Regions from separate parts of the Mus musculus genome. Here region 1 is linked to region 2. A link is a loop called in an ENCODE intact Hi-C map of the cell type or tissue named here. Cell type or tissue: gastrocnemius. All regions are shown on one strand.

Region 1 (8,000 bases), 310 kb before region 2:
CTAAATTCCTATCAAGTTGGCTTACAACAGTCTCCTGGAAAACACTTTCTCCAGGTAATGGTGGATTGTAATGTGGAATATTTTCTTGCTTTATTTATAGAAACACCATGGGAAGTAAAAAATAAATTACACATTTTTCTCTCCTCCCCTGGACTTTAAAAGACAGGGCTCATTTTCCTTCCACTCCTATTTCCTGCTTGTAAATGCTCTATGGCCAATCTTTTCAGTTTTGAGTTCTCTACAAGACTGGTTGATATATCATACTTTTTAGTAATGAAATCAATTGGCAGAAAGACCATTTCTTTTAACTGGATCAAGAAATAAGACGCAGGGGCCGGTAATCCAGTCATGGCAATGCTTGTCTAGCATGCACAAGGCCTCTGCATTCAATCATTAACAGAAAAAAATAAATGAAAAAAAAAGTTTTTCTTTAAGCACTCTTTGCATGTGATATGTGTAAAACATGTGCACGTCAGAGGTTGATATCAAGTGTCTTCCTCAGTTGCTTTCCATTTCATTTAAAAGATAGGGTCTCTCCTTGGTAATCACCACTTTGGCTACACTGGCTGACCATTGACCTCCAGAGACTTGTTTGCACTACTCCCTTCTTCATAGCTGAAGTTACAGGTGTGCACTGTTGCAACTGGCTTTTATGTAAGTGATAGGGGTTTCAATTCGATACTCATGCTTACCTGGCTGAGCTAACTTCCATTCAGCATTATCTTAGTCAGTGTTCTATTGCTGAAGAGTCACTATGATGACCACAGCAACTCATATAAAGAAAAACAATTGAGGCTAGTTTACAGTTTCAGGGGTTTAGTCTATTATCAGCATGGTGGGAAGCCTGGCAGCATACAGGCAGACACGGTGCTGGAGAAGGAGCTAAGAGGTCTATATATTTCCTCCAACAAGGTCACATCTATTCCAACAAAGCCAAACCTCCTAATCCTTTCAAATAATGCCACTCCCTAAACATTTAAGTATATGAATTGATAGGAGCCACTATTATTCAAACCACTGAAAGCATGCACGTCCATCCATCTATCATTTGTTTGGTTTTTCAAGATAGGGTTTCTCTGTGTAGCCCTGGCTGTCCTGTAACTCGTTCATGTTTTGTAGACCAGGCTGTCTCCAAACTCAAGATCTTGAGGGTTGGGATTAAAGGAGCATGCCATCATCCCTGTCCTCCATCCAGCATTTTAAGATAAAATATATATTTTTGTCCCCAATGATTCCAAGAGATGGATATGTGATAGCAGGTTTTTTTTCAAGAATTATCTATTTTATGTATATGAGTCATAAGTCCACTGTAGCTGTCTTCAGACACACCAGAAGAGGGCATCAGATCCCATTACAGATAGATGGTTGTGAGCCACCATGTAAGGTTGCTGGGATTTGAACTCAGCACCTTTGGAAGAGCAGTCGGTGCTCTTACCCACTGAGCCATCTCTCCAGCCCTGATGACAGTTATTTGAAGACTCAACAGGGCACATGCAGCTTTTCATGATTTAGCTCTTGTTTGCTTTAGTTCTCACCATTACCTTACAGGCAGCCAAACTCCTGTTGCAGGTCATTCTGTGACTAAGACATCTTCAAAGGTTTGTGAACCTCTGTATATCTTCCTCTTTGCAGAAATGTTCCTCCTTGTATGTGGCAAAACTTTTACCTTTAGAAAATCTCTAATACTAGAGACCTTTACACTGATCCTTTTCTTTATTTTCTTTTGAGACAGCCTTGGCCAGAATTCACTATATAGACCAGGCTGGTCTCAAACTCACAGAGATCTGCCTGCTTCTACCAGCCTGCCAATGCTGGAATTAAATGCTCACACTACCACACAAAATTGACAACTCTATTTCTAATCTCAGAATCTTCAGCATCGCATACGGGGTTTACTACATTGTAATTAGCTGATAAATGTATCTAAAGTATGTAAAATGAAATACAGCATGCTTGGCTGTTACAAATTAAAATATACTGTTATAATTTTGCCTAGAACATCCACGAGGCTCCAATGGATGTCCCTGCTTAAACTTGGCGAGTCACAACAAAACAAAAATACACGAACACATGTATAGTACCTGGTGTTCTCTTGCTAATCATATTATTCCCCCCCCCCCCAAAAAAAACTGTTTGCAGTGTCCTGAACACAGGCTAAAGGAGGCCTGCCCCCAGCTGGATTTGACTGGTAATAAAGAATTGCTGTACAGCCAATAGCTGGGCAAAGGGAGACGAGGCAGAACTCTTAAAGCTGCGTGGGCTAACATGCAGGAGGAGGAAAGGGAGAATCACCATGACTCAGGAGAGACAGATGAACAGATTTAGAGCTGTAAAGGGGGGGTCATCTGAAATGTAGGAGTAAAGTGGGAGTGGCCCCCGGAAGGGCTGCCCAGAAGTGTCCTGGGCAGCAAAGACCAATGGGCTTCACAGAAGGTAACAGGGCAGCAAAGTTAAAAGTAGATTTAAGAGATGTTGAGCCAGGAGTACCGGAGGGAAGGTTATGCTAGCCACATGAGGCTTAGAAATACACAGACACTGAGCTAGTAAGGCATGTTAAAAATAAGATAATGTATGTGTCTTGCATTCACGGATCCAAAAAATAGCTCCTAGGTGGGTGTGCATGTGTGACCCACCAGGAGCCAAAGCCAGTGTAGCAAAAACTTACCACTACAAATATGGGACAGGGACTTGTAGAGAGGAGGGGATTTGTTGGGGGTGGGAAGGGAGATAAGAGGATGGAAAAATGGGAGTAACCAGAATGTATTATAGAGTCAATCAGATGAGCTCAGTGGTGTAAAGTGTTTGCTGCACATGCCTGATTCCCAGGACCAGTGAAAAGAGAGAGCTGACTCCCAAAAACTGTCTTCTTACCTCTACCCCTATTCTGTGCCGTATATATTTCCTCCAACAATAAACAAAAGACCTTGAAATCTTAAAAAGAGTGTATTAGTACAAAATCATCAAAGAAAAAAGTTAACAAAATTCATATGCCTCAGCAGTGGAATGTCTCAGCAGTAGAATACAGTAGCACAATTATCTGCCATTCTTGAGGCTAAGACAGGAGAAGAGTGGACACTGGAGGCACAGCAGTGCAAAGATCCTGTCTCAGAGCTAACACCTCAAAGCTGTCTTCTGACCTCCACATGCATACCATGGCTCACATGGGCCTGCACCCACACCATACAACAAAAGAGCATTCACACACAGTCATACACTCTTCTCCCCCACCCCCATCACTCCTCAAAAGTCCTGAACACAACCTGAGCAGGTGAGATGTCCCAGTGGCTAAACATGAATGACATGCAAACTCAATGGCCTGAGTTTTATACTTGGAAAAAAAAAAAGCTGACTGTGGTGGCACTCACCTCGCCATATTTCTAGCACTGGGACATAGCTCAGTTGGTAGAATACCTGCCTAGCATGCATGAAGGCACAGGTTCAGTCCTTAACACCATATAAACTAGGCACAGATACACATCAGTAACCCTAGCACTTTCAAGGTGGGAGCAGAAAAATCATAAATTCAAAGTCATCCTTAATAACATAGAAAGCTCAAGGCTGGCATCTGCTAGTAAGACTGTCTTGTAAAGAATTTTTTTCTTCTTTTTTTACAATAGAAATTGAACCTAGGACCTCATATATGTTAGGCAAGTACTCTATCACTGAGCTATAGTTCTAGATCAGTTACCTGGCTGCTATTCTAGAGGACCTGAGTTCAATTCCAGCACCCACACGGCAGCTTAAAACTGTCTGTAACTCCAGTTCTAGAGGGTCTGATGCCTTCTTCTGGTCTCCATGGGCATTGGTGGTAAACAGACATACATGTAGGCGAAACAGTCATATACATAAACTAAAATAAACAAATCTTTAAAAAAAACCAAGATATATTATATAACATATGAAATTAGAAACAAAAAATTATAATAAAAAATAAATAATATAAAAAAGATGTTGATGAGTTTAAACAAGTGTCTTACACATAGCATTCTGGAAGGCAGATAAAGGATATTTTAGTTAATATAATTTATATAAGTTAATATGATTTTAGTTAAAATAATTTAGTTAAAAATAAAAGCACTTTATATTTTCCTACCATTAAGGGGTCCAATCAAGTTTTTTTGTTTGCTTATTTGTGTGTTTTGTTTTGTTGTCTCAGTTTGGAGAATTTTAAAATGCTAAAAGTCAAAGCTATCAATAAGAAACATGAATTATGGGGCTGGAGAGACAGTTCAGTGGTTAAGAGCACTGGCTAGTCTTCTCTGACACCTCTATTCCTAGCACCCACAAGGCAGCTTACATATAACTCCAGTTGCAAAGGATCTGATCCCCTCTTCTGGCTCTGTGAGTATTGTACACATGTGGGGCACATACAAACATGCAGAAAAAGCATACACATAAGATAAAAAATAAAAATTTAATAACATAAATTACAACCTGCTTGAGCCATAATTAAGATTATGACTAGACAAAGGACTAGTATCTCTTGGCAGAACCCATTATAAGAGGCCTAACTCCTAATTCAAAGGTGCATATAACATGGTCAGGGATAGAAAAAGATGTCTGTGCAACAACTTCACAGAGCTGTTTCATATACTATGGTACCAAAATCAGTTAACATAGGCTATAATTAGAATAATAGGATATTTAAGTGTTAGAGTTACACTGGATAGTGATGGTACATGTCTTTAATCCAGAGACAAAGGCAGGTGAATCTTTGAGTTTAAGGCTAGCCTGACCTCACAGCTAATTCTAAGACAGCCAGGGCTACACAGAGAAACCCTGTCTTGAAAAAAACAAACAAACTTAGGGTTGATGGAATTATGGTACAAGTCTGAAGTGAATTAGAATATTTAAACAAGGTTTCCAAGTATGTTTTATGGGAATGGTTCCTCTATGTAATATATACTATTATAGGACAGAAGTTATGTAAATTCACTTTTCAAGCCACACTAATTAGGCATGCTAAATGGGAATGAATGAGTCAGACTTCATAAGCAAATAGGATGACCTAGAAGCAGGAGTGCAAATTCTCAGTACAACAGCTTTGGAGACTATGTTAGATATCTGCACCTCCCTGGAACTACAGAATTTCCATTTGAGGAACAACTATGAGCTTGTAATTGGATATTAAGCCAAACAGATACCATGGTTGAAGTACATCAAGTAAACTTGAACCCTTAAATTCTCAGGTGTCTTGTAAGGTCAGAAAAACTCTGAAGGGAAAGTTGCATAATGAAATGGGGTAGTTTATACTTGATCTCATTAGTGCTGGAATGCAAAGAGATTTATAAACTGCAGAGCATTTCTTTTCCTTTAGGACTGGCTAAGACTGTGTGAGAATCTGTCAGGTTCTATTATCACTTCTCAACAGACTAAAAAAGGGCTGCTTCGTCTATGGATGGCAGCTTCAAAGCAAATGATAATATCCTATTTAGAAGGTCATTATGACAATGAAGAAGCTAAAAACAAATCAGCTCAGCTGCCTGACAAAAATCACATGGTGTTTCTCTAGTAGTGATAAAAGAGCAGGCACAATGGTAAACATTCTTACATCTGAATCTCTACTAACTCATGACTTGGTCATATGGTCAGATAGATTGGGCAGTGTAAAATTAGACTATTAAAGGCCTGCCTGCATAGGCATCCCATATATCTACCACAATTGGCCCAAATAAAAGTCTGCTTTACTGAATTAAAAAAAAATACCACCAATAGAGCTAGTCATGGTAACATATGCATGTAGTCCCAGCCCTTGGGAGGTAGAGAAACAAGAATTAGAGGTGTTCAAGGTTATTCTGAGATACATAGTGAACTCAAGGCCAGCCACAACTACACGAGACTCTATCTCAAAAGAAGAAAATTTTAACAACACTAATATTATGTTTATCATAAAATAAGTCTAATAGTAGGCATACTTATTAGTAGAGCACTTGCCTAGCATATTCAAGGCAACTCCCAACCCCTGCAAAAATCTAATAATAAAACAGTAGTCAAAACTGGTCATATTCTACTGCTTTTTGGTTCAAGGTCATAGAACTATAGTTGCTATAACCAGAGCATTAGGTTCATTTTTATAATTGATGAACCATGACCAACAAACTGTATCTACTTCAGCATGGCTAGCAATATGTAATAAAAAGACTTCCAATATTTTCAAGAAAACTCCAAGTAGCTTCTACATTAAAACAACTGGTAAAAAAGAATGCCAAAGGACCAGCAGAGGAGTCCTGTAGGGGCACACAGGAACAGGAACAAGGGTTGGTATAGGCAGCGGTAACTACTTATTTCCTATGTGAAAAGACAAAGGAGGTAAACAAGCAAGATCCAAAAGTGTTCTGGAGGCTTTAAATATTGGAGCCAAAGTTAGACAGTGGCATTTAAATTCCTGATCTTTTATATTTCCACTATTCTTTTGAAAAGAAGACCATACTTCCAGCTCATACTGTCTGGTTTCATGCAACCTTTGAACATTCTTTTGACTTAAGGTACTTAGAGTCTTGACTTCCTGGGTGCATTCTCTATTTAAAAATTTATAGCTCATTTTCATTGAAGAAAGACTGTGATGTAATTATTTTCTAGATAATAGACTGAATCTGTCTAAATAAATTTTGGACTAAATTACAAGTCAGCTAATGAACACTTTCATCATTGAAATCCATCTACTTACGTACCTCAAAAGAGACTGGAGGCCCCAGGGAATTTAGAGGTCTGGTAGGGTGGGAGGTGGAGGGGTGGGGACATCCTTGGGGAGACAGGGGTTTGGGGAGAAGGTATGGGATGAGGAGCAGTCTGAGGGTGGGCCAGGAGGGAAATAAAATCTGGAGTGTAAAAAAAAAAAAAAAAAGATTAAGTAAAATAAAATAAATTAAAGAAAAAAAGAAATCCATCTACTTAGATTCACTTTGGATTTTCTCAGTAATTTGGTTCTTGAAACATCTTTAAATTTTACTGCTTATATTTATCAAGCATAAGAAATTAAGTAGCGCTGGCGAGATAGCTCAGTGGTTAAGAGCACTGACTACTCTTCCAGAGGTCCCGAGTTCAAATCCTAGCAACATGGTGGCTCACAACCTTCTGTAACAGGATCTGATGCCCTCTTCTGGTGTGTCTGAAAACAGCTAGAGTGTACTCATATACATAAAATAAATAAATAAATCTTTAAAAAAAAAGAAAAAGAAATTAAGTAGCAAATATCCTTTGAACCCCTTGCACAGAATCACAAAGGGCAAAAGTGCCCCAGAGTACAAGTCAGCTCAGTGGCTCTTTGATCTGGTTCATTTAAATATCTTTCTCTGAGGGGAGAGACACCATCGATATAAAATCCACCACTGCATTTACACAAAGTTTTATCTCATACTCTACAAATATTTAGTATGATGCCTTTATCAAATAGTTAGATGAGCAAATAATTTAATAATCTAAGTATTGAGACAGGTAAGGAAAGATTATGTGTAGATCCTGTACAGTTGCCAGCATGGTTAAGTTATCTGGAGAAGAGAGACTGATATAAGCCCAAGTTTCAGAACTACCACATTACTTACTTGTGCTATGATTACTTAGCACACCTGTGCCTCAATTTCCCCATGGATAAAAAGAATATCAAAAGCAGTCTAAGAATCCTATACAGGTCTCTCATTTAACTTTGACAATTAATCATGGATGGGTGGCAAAGACATCCCTAGAGAGATGAGAGGCGACACTCCTGAAAATTAAGTATCTCACCTACAGAAGTTATAGTTAATAAGGGACAGAATAGAAATTTGAAACTAAGACTTTTATGACATCTAAAATCAATATTGGTTAAACATTTTTTTAAAAGATTGTTTTCTTTTTTAAAAAATTGTATATTTATTTAAATTGTTTTATTTATTTACATTCCAAATATTGCCCTCCTTCCTGGTCCACTCTCCAAGAGTTCTTCACCCTCTTCCCCCCTCCCCTTTGCCTCTGAGAGGGTGCTTCCCCCACTCCCCACCTCTTCCATCTCAGCCCCCAATCCC
Region 2 (8,000 bases):
GAATGGAGGAGTGTTCCTCTTTCTCCACATCCTCGCCAGCATTTGCTGTCACCTGAGTTTTTTAACTTAGCCATTATGTCTGGTGTGAGGTAGAATCTCAGGGTTGTTTTGATTTGCATTTTGCTGATGACTAAGGATGTTGAACATTTCTTTAGGTGCTTCTCAGCCATTCAGTATTCCTCAGTTAAGAATTCTTTGTTTAGCTCTGTACCCCATTTTTAATAGGGTTATTTGGTTCTCTGGAGTCTAACTTCTAGAGTTCTTTGTATATATTGCATATTAAGCCTCTATCAGATGTAGGATTGGTAAAGATCTTTTCCCAATCTGTTGGTTGCCGCTTTGTCCTATTGACAGTGTCCTTTGCCTTACAGAAGCTTTGCAATTTTATGAGGTCTCATTTGTCAATTCTTGATCTTAGAGCTTAAGCTATTGGTGTTCTGTCCAGGAAATTTTCCCCTATGCCCATGTGTTCAAGGCTCTTCCCCACTTTCTCTTCTATTAGTTTCAGTGTATCTGGTTTTATGTGGAGGTCCTTGATCCACTTGAACTTGAGCTTTGTACAGGGAGATAAGAATGGATCGATTTGCATTCTTCTACATGCTAACTGCCAGTTGAGCCAGCACCATTTATTGAAAATGCTTTTTTCCACTGAATGGTTTTAGCTCCTTTGTCAAAAATCAAGTGTCCATAGGTGTGTGGGTTCATTTCTGGATCTTCAATTCTATTCCATTGATCTACCTGTCACCGTACCAATACCATGCAGTTTTTTTGTTTGTTTGTTTTTGTTTGGTTTCTTGCTTTTTGTTGTTGTTGTTGTTTTTAAGACAGGGTTTCTCTGTGCAGCTCTGGCTGTCCTGGAACTCAGGCTGTAGACCAGGCTGGCCTCGAACTCAGAAATCCGCCTGCCTCTGCCTCCCAAGTGCTGGGATTAAAGGCGTGCGCCACCATGCCCAGTGCATGCCTCAATCTTGAAGCTATTGTGGATAGTTATGTAGCTCATATCCCTGGTCCTCTGCAATTAGATCTTGATCTTTGTCTTAGGACCATCAACTGTACCATCACCTATGACAGCTTTAATAAAAGCAACCAAGTGATTTAGAATGTAAGGGCCAAAGGTCAGAATAAGGAACAAAATGATCAGAAGTCCTAACAATGCAGAAATCAAAGTAGTAAACCAGGGGGAGCTGTTAAACTAAGACTCAAACCAGCTCTGTCTCTCTTCTCTCTTCTGGCTGGCTAACCCTTCTCTCACCTTGGCCATTGAATCTTTATCCCTGGAATGGTCTCCAGTATGTGCTTCCAGATGTTTCACACCCTCAGGTAGTGAAGAAATTGTTGGCCCCCTAACACTGATGGGCCTGATACTGGCTTCTCCCATCTTGGGGATACACATATATGGGGGTTTCTCACAGGACACTTCAATTTTGGGTGTCTGCACCCTAAGCCCCACCCTCCGTGGCCACTTCTGAGGCGCAGTTTAGATTTACAAGTCCCTCGTCCCCCACATTCAGGCAATCCTTCTCCCTGTGCCTCCAGGGCAGCAACACCCCTGAAGTCAAGGCCTACCACTAAATCAGGGATCAAAGTCAGGGTCCAGCCACCAGATACAATGTGGGTAGTGGACCAAGCCACATCACCAGTGGCTGGGAGCACCTGCCAAGTCACCCTGGTAGGGTTGTTGGGGCTGCTGAGACTCAGTGCCAGAAGACACACCATAGCCGTCTCATAGTTTCTCTGGCCTTGCAGAAGGGTGTTGCTTGGGTGTCTGCTGCTATCTAGTTGGTGTCAGGCGCAGGTGCTGATCTGATTGAACCCAGGCAGTTACTCCATCCACTTTAACGGAGGTGGGGTGGTCAGCAACACCAGGGATTGTTTGCTTCTGAGTGTTCAGCACAGTCTCTTAACATACACCCAATCTCCACCTTGGAACTCTTGTGGAACCTCTGGGGTACCTGCATCATACAGGGCACTAAGTTTAGGCCACAGTTCCAGATGGCTGATCTGGGAAGCTTGCAATCAAACCATAAGATCCTTGTCAGCCTGAAAAGTCACTCTGGTGGGGATCAAGAGCCAGGGTCAAGGGAGTGGGTGTCCCATGCAGGATCTCAACAGGGGTCAGGTTAAAATGGTAGGGGGTGTTCAGGGCCAAGGGGAGGGGCACCAACCAGTCAAAGCCAGTCTCCAAGGTCAACTTAGCCAAGGTCTCTTGTAGGGGTTCTGTTTATTTTCTCTATCTGCTTTGAGCTCTGGGGACAGTACACACAATGGGGATTCCTATTAGTCCCCAATATCTCTGCCAATCCCTGACTTACCTTAAGAGACAAAAGCAGAACCATCGATTGTCCAATCTAATTACCTTGGGCACTCTGAACCTCTGGAAAATTTTCTTCTAATATCTTCTTAGCTACCACGGTAGCTGTTTCCTGCTTGGTGGGGAATGTTTCAACCCATCCAGGGAAAACTACACCTGATGGGTGTTCCCAGACTGGTATAGGTTTCTTTACAATGAGGGTCATCAGATCATACAATTGATGCATGATACATCTTTGTAATCTAGTCTTAAGACATGGCAGTTATGTAAATCTCAAGAAATGTAATTTCTTGGGTCTATTTTTATGACTAGTTACACATTACAATAAATAAGCTAAGCTACATGAGACTCCTTGCTAATTGCCAAACTACCAGTACAGAATGACCACAAATTCTTCACAAGAAATTTCCATAAAGCTTAGTTTCAATAGTCCCCAACAACTTATTATGTGTGTTAAGATGAACTAGAGGAGAAAATCCTGAAGGTTTTAAACAGTGATAAGCAAGCAAAAATATTAATTACTCTAATAGATTTGTATAGACTGTAAACCTACAGATTTTTAAAACCTTAGCTGTGTCATGTAATGTTTTCTTGGAAGTTGTCTTGTGAGAAGGTCATATGATGTTTTTCTGGAAGCTGTCTTGAGAAAGGTCATGTGATATTTTGCTGAAAACAGATACTTGAGAGGGTGGTGGGTGGTGGTGATATTCAGAAAGAATATAAGTAGAACCCTGAAGATAGTGAAAGGAAAAGCATCATGTACCCTCCCCCAAGACAGCGTCCAGAAAAACATCATGTGACACCACTGAGTTTTTTTTTTTTTTTAATGAAACCAGAAACTTTCACTTCAATTCTGTGCTTTGTAAATGTGTATAATTGTTTAAATTTTTCAGATAACAAAGATTGGGCCTGACAGGATCTTTTTACTTCTGCTTTCCATCGGCTCAGTATGTGGTTAGGAGTAGGGATCTACATGTCACTTCTTGCCTAGTGTTATGGTTGAAGTGACCTCTCAGTTGTGGGACACTGCTGCCATCAGGTGGTGATAGTCACTTAATGACTTCTGATGTGAAGAAACAAATCCTTTATCAGATTCCAGAGACTACCAGTCAGAGGTGTGCACAAAAAACATGAAGGCTCAGCATGGTGGCACACACCTTTAACCCCAGTGCTTAAGAGTTCAGAGGCAAGTAGATTTCTGAGTTCAAGGCCAGCCTGGTCTACATAGTGAGTTCCAGGACAGCCAGGACTACATAGTGAGACTCTGCCACAAACAAACAAAAAGAAAGAAAAAAATATGGAGAAGCAAAATACAATACCAGAATTTCTACTTCCTTTCATTTTTATAAAAAAAAGGTCAAGTAATTGTACTAATATTGAATATATCAGTTGTGTTCAGAATTCTTCATCCTGAATGAATTCTAAGTTTCCGCTCAGTATCACCTTCTCAGGGAAACGTTGAAGCCTCATGCTGTTATCAAGCTTAGAGGCCACAGCCTGTACCCCAAACCAGGTTCAGTTATCGGTCCTCAGTGGGCCAATTAAATGAGTCAAATTAATAGCGGAAGTCAGTAAGAGAAGATTTATTAAATATGGCCATATTGGAAAGATAGACGAGACTCTGTAATTCTATGTCTTAGGGTAACTATTGGTGTGCTAAAAACACAATGATCAAAGCAACTTGGAGAGGAAAGGGTTTATTTGACTTACGCTTCTATATAACTGTTCATCATTGAAGGAAGTCAGGACAAGAACTCAATCAGGGCAGGAACTTGGAGGCAGGAGCTGATGCAGCAGCCATGGAGTCATGCTGCTTACTGGTTTGCTTTCCCTAGCTTGCTCAGCCTGCTTTTTTTGGTTTGTTTGTTATAGAACTGGACCCTCCAACATTGTCTTAGTTAGGGTTTTACTGCTGTGAACAGACACCATGACCATGGCAAGTCTTATAAAAAGCAACATTTAATTGGAGCTGCTTACAGGTTCAGAGGTTCAGTCCATTATTATCATGGAGCATGGCAGCATCCAGGCAGGCATGGCACAGGCAGAGCTGAGAGTTCTATGTCTTCATCCAAAGGCTGCTAGTGGAAGACTGACTTCCAGGCAACTAGGGTGAAGATCTCATACCCACACCGAGAATGACACACCCATTCCAACCAGGTCACACCCATTCCAACAAGGCCACACCTCCAGATGGTGCCACTCCCTGGTCCAAGGATATACAAACCATCACAAACATCAATCACTAGTTAGGAAAATGTTCTACACACTTGCCAGAAACTTGAGCTTATGGAAGCATTTCCTCAGTTGAGGCTCCTTCCTCTCCCATGACTCTGCATTGTGTCAGGTTGACTTAAAACTAACCAGCACACCCCCTAAATCTTTGGGGTCCTGAAATGAGATTAAAGTTAAAATAATGAACCAGGGATATACAAATCAAGGTATGGTTCTGTCTACTTCAAATATAATAATGTGGCCTCATCTCATGCCTACAAATAATTCTCCCCAGAAATAGCATTGCTCTCCACACGTAGGGGACAGTTTTATATTTCTGGAATCCTATTCTGGTTAAGGTGGAGGGAATGGGCAGATTTGCATGAACAACTTTGTCATTTGGTAGGTAGGATTTGGGGATACTAAAAAATAATAGAGCAGTTTCACAGTACAAAACTGTTCCCCAGTCTAAGTAGTTATTCTAGTGCCCTTTTCATATTTGTGAAAATTAAAGATCTGGCTTTAATCATAACTTTTTGCTGAGTGTTAATAAAATATTTTCATAGTTTTACTAAATGTTGAATTCTGGAAATCTAACCATTGTGAATACATAGGAAAAAATAACTCATGGTTCAGGATTGTGCTTAGTTCACATTAATCTGGAAAGTCATTATTCTGGGCAAGGGTAGTAGTGATTATTTATAATATACACCAATGTTATTAGCCCTCAAGAGGGTGAGACTGGAGATAAGAGATTTTGAGGACAGCCTGGGTTTCAAAAATGCCCAAACTAGAAACAGCAGCAGCAGCAACAACAAAATAATTTCCCTGAAGGAAACTCTGTCATGGCAGGGAGAGCATGAAGCAGCAGCTGGTCAGACACATGTGCAGTCAGAGAGAGAGAGAGAGAGAGAGAGAGAGAGAGAGAGAGAGAGAGAGAGAGAGAGAGAAACACTGGTGCTTAGTTTTCTCTTTGTTTCTTTTCATTCATTTCAAGAATCCACTGGATGTTGTTGCCTACAGGGTTGATATTCTCTCCTCTTTTAAACTTCTCTGGAAATACCCTCACAGTCACACCCCATGATGCTTTCCTCAAGGTGATTTCAAGTATATTTAAGTTGACAATGAAGATTAATCACAGTGTGTTTGTCTCTCTCAATCTAAATAAAATGAAAATAAAGAATTTTGATAAGACATTTTATAATACTGACTTAAACAGCTTCTCACTGCCTGAGGCATATACATTCCAAAAATAGGACATTGTTTTTAATTTTCCATAAATAGAAGACCCCCTGAGTAATTTTCTTAAAACCAAAGAAACCCAAGGTCAGTTCAAATTATTCCTTCTAACAACTATTCGTGTATCCCTTTTATTCCCATGCCTTCAGTCTTCAAATATCTAGGATAGTATTCTCAAAATCAATGAAAATAACCTTTACAAGAACAACTCTTGGGCTGGCGAGATGGCTCAGCGGGTAAGAGCGCCCGATTGCTCTTCCGAAGGTCCAGAGTTCAGGTCCCAGCGACCACATGGTGGCTCACAACCATCCGTAACAAGATCTGACTCCCTCTTCTGGTGTGTCTGAAGACAGCTACAGTGTACTTACATATAATAACAAATAAATCTTAAAAAAAAAAAAAAAAAAAAAAAAAAAAAAAAAAAAAAAAAAGAACAACTCTTAGGTCTGGAGAGTTATTTCAACAGTAAGAACACTGGGTATTCTTCTTGAAGAAGTTCAGTTCCCAGTATCATGTTGGGTAGCTCAAAACTGCCTATAACGCTAGCTTTAGGGAGATCTAACATCCTTTTATGGCACCCTAATGCAGGGTACCAGGTGTGCAAGTAATTCACAGACATACATGCAGGCCAACACCCATACACATAAAATAAAATTTAATTAAAAAGAAAGAAAGAAAGAGAGAGAGAGCGCGCGCAATTATTATTGCCACATCTTTGGTTTCCTCAGTAAATGCATGGCCTTGCATAAACCAGGCTCTTGATAATCTAAGTGGCAATTTCATGACTGCTCAGTGACCAAGCCAGCACAGTCAGTCAACAGGGTCTCAAGGGAGAGAATAAGAATTGAAAATAAAAAGACAATTAGACAACATTATAACATGAGTCCAGTCAGTGCTGAGGCTGAAGCAGGTTTATTTTTCTCCTGTCCACTTTTATACCATTCTAAGTACATGCAAAGGATAAAGGAACAAACAAGGCAATAAACAAAGCCCCTTAGTACTCAGGAACTTATCAAGATGATAAGATCTTGATCCTACTTCTTTGTCCTAACCAAATGTCAAATTCCTGCCTGAGCCTATTTCCATATCCTGGCCCAATGTCAAATTCCTGCCAAATTTCTAGAAGCAGGCCCAAGAGCTCTCCACAGCTCAGACTAATTAAGATTCATTTCCTAGTCTGTGATTCCCCAAAGGATTTACTTATTTGAATAAAATCTGATTATTGATAATTGTGATGTGTGCAACACTCACTTTTTTCCTTTTCAAATGGAGGATAACCCACTATGAATGGTTGCTTGAGTATAAAACTGAATATATGTGAAATCTCTTAAGCCTAAACCTGGCATATATGTTGTATATTCTCTTACTTTCTTCTTAAGATTTTCTACTGTTTAGTCAAAAGATGGCAGCAGTGGCTACAGTATTTATTTGGACATTATTTGCTAGTAGCTCCCTCTCAGAGACTACTGCTTTCTGCTTTTCTAGTGGAGCAGAGTTTGTTCCTGGCACCTATGTCAAGCAGATCACAGTTGCCTGTAGCTTCAGGTTAAGAGGATCTGGCTTCTGAGGCCATGGTATATATTTGGTATGCATTCACATAAATGTACAAACACATGCATAAATCTTAAAAAAACTAAAAAGAGGAGTAGATGGCAAGAAATAATTGAACTTTAGGCTGAAATGAATAAAAATAATACAAAGAATTAATGAAATGAACAGTTGGTACTTTGAGCAAAACAGTAAGATTAATAAACCCTTAGCCAAATTAATTAAAAGATGGAGAGAGAAGACCAAACTAATAATATTAGAAATGAAAAGGAGCATATCACAACTGGGACACATAAGAAATCCAGAGAATAACAAGGACATACTTTAAAAATCTGTACTCTACCAAATTGAAAAACCTACAAAAGATGGATAAATCTCTTGATATATATGACCTACCAAAGTTAAATAAAGATCAGATAAGTAATTTAAACACACAGCCTCTAGTGAAATAAAAGCAGTAATTAAAAGTCTCCCAACAAACACACACACAAAAAGTCTCCCAACAACAGCAGCAACAACAAAAGCCCAGTGCTAGATGGTTTTAATGCAGAATTCTACCAGACCTTCAAAGAAGAATTAACACCAATACTTCTCAAATGATTTCACAAAGAAGAAACTAAAGGAACATTGCCTAATTCTTTTTTTTTTTTAAGGCCACAATTATTCTGTTACCTAAACCACACAAAGACCC

The links. Hi-C counts contacts between places; a loop is a spot of excess contacts. Peaks named below come from ENCODE experiments on the same cell type or tissue, not always from the same donor. Only the 100,000 strongest peaks of a DNase experiment are listed, where the experiment ranks them.
Region 1: it touches region 2 in a loop (4-fold over the local background); 7 of 42 quality-filtered maps call a loop at or near these places.

Annotation. Positions count from the first base shown.
Region 1 is chr6:149,058,592-149,066,591 of GRCm38, forward strand. The region is part of intron 3 of Dennd5b (DENN/MADD domain containing 5B); the gene reads right to left. Among named protein-coding and RNA genes, the nearest start is that of Gm23462, 12 kb to the right of the region's middle. In gastrocnemius, no CTCF peak of the experiment used is centred here; no DNase peak of the experiment used is centred here; H3K27ac peaks cover 11 bases.
Region 2 is chr6:149,372,023-149,380,022 of GRCm38, forward strand. No RefSeq gene overlaps it. Among named protein-coding and RNA genes, the nearest start is that of Gm38930, 23 kb to the left of the region's middle. In gastrocnemius, a CTCF peak has its summit at 3,345 (motif pointing left); a DNase peak (open chromatin) is centred at 3,337; H3K4me3 peaks cover 497 bases; H3K27ac peaks cover 781 bases.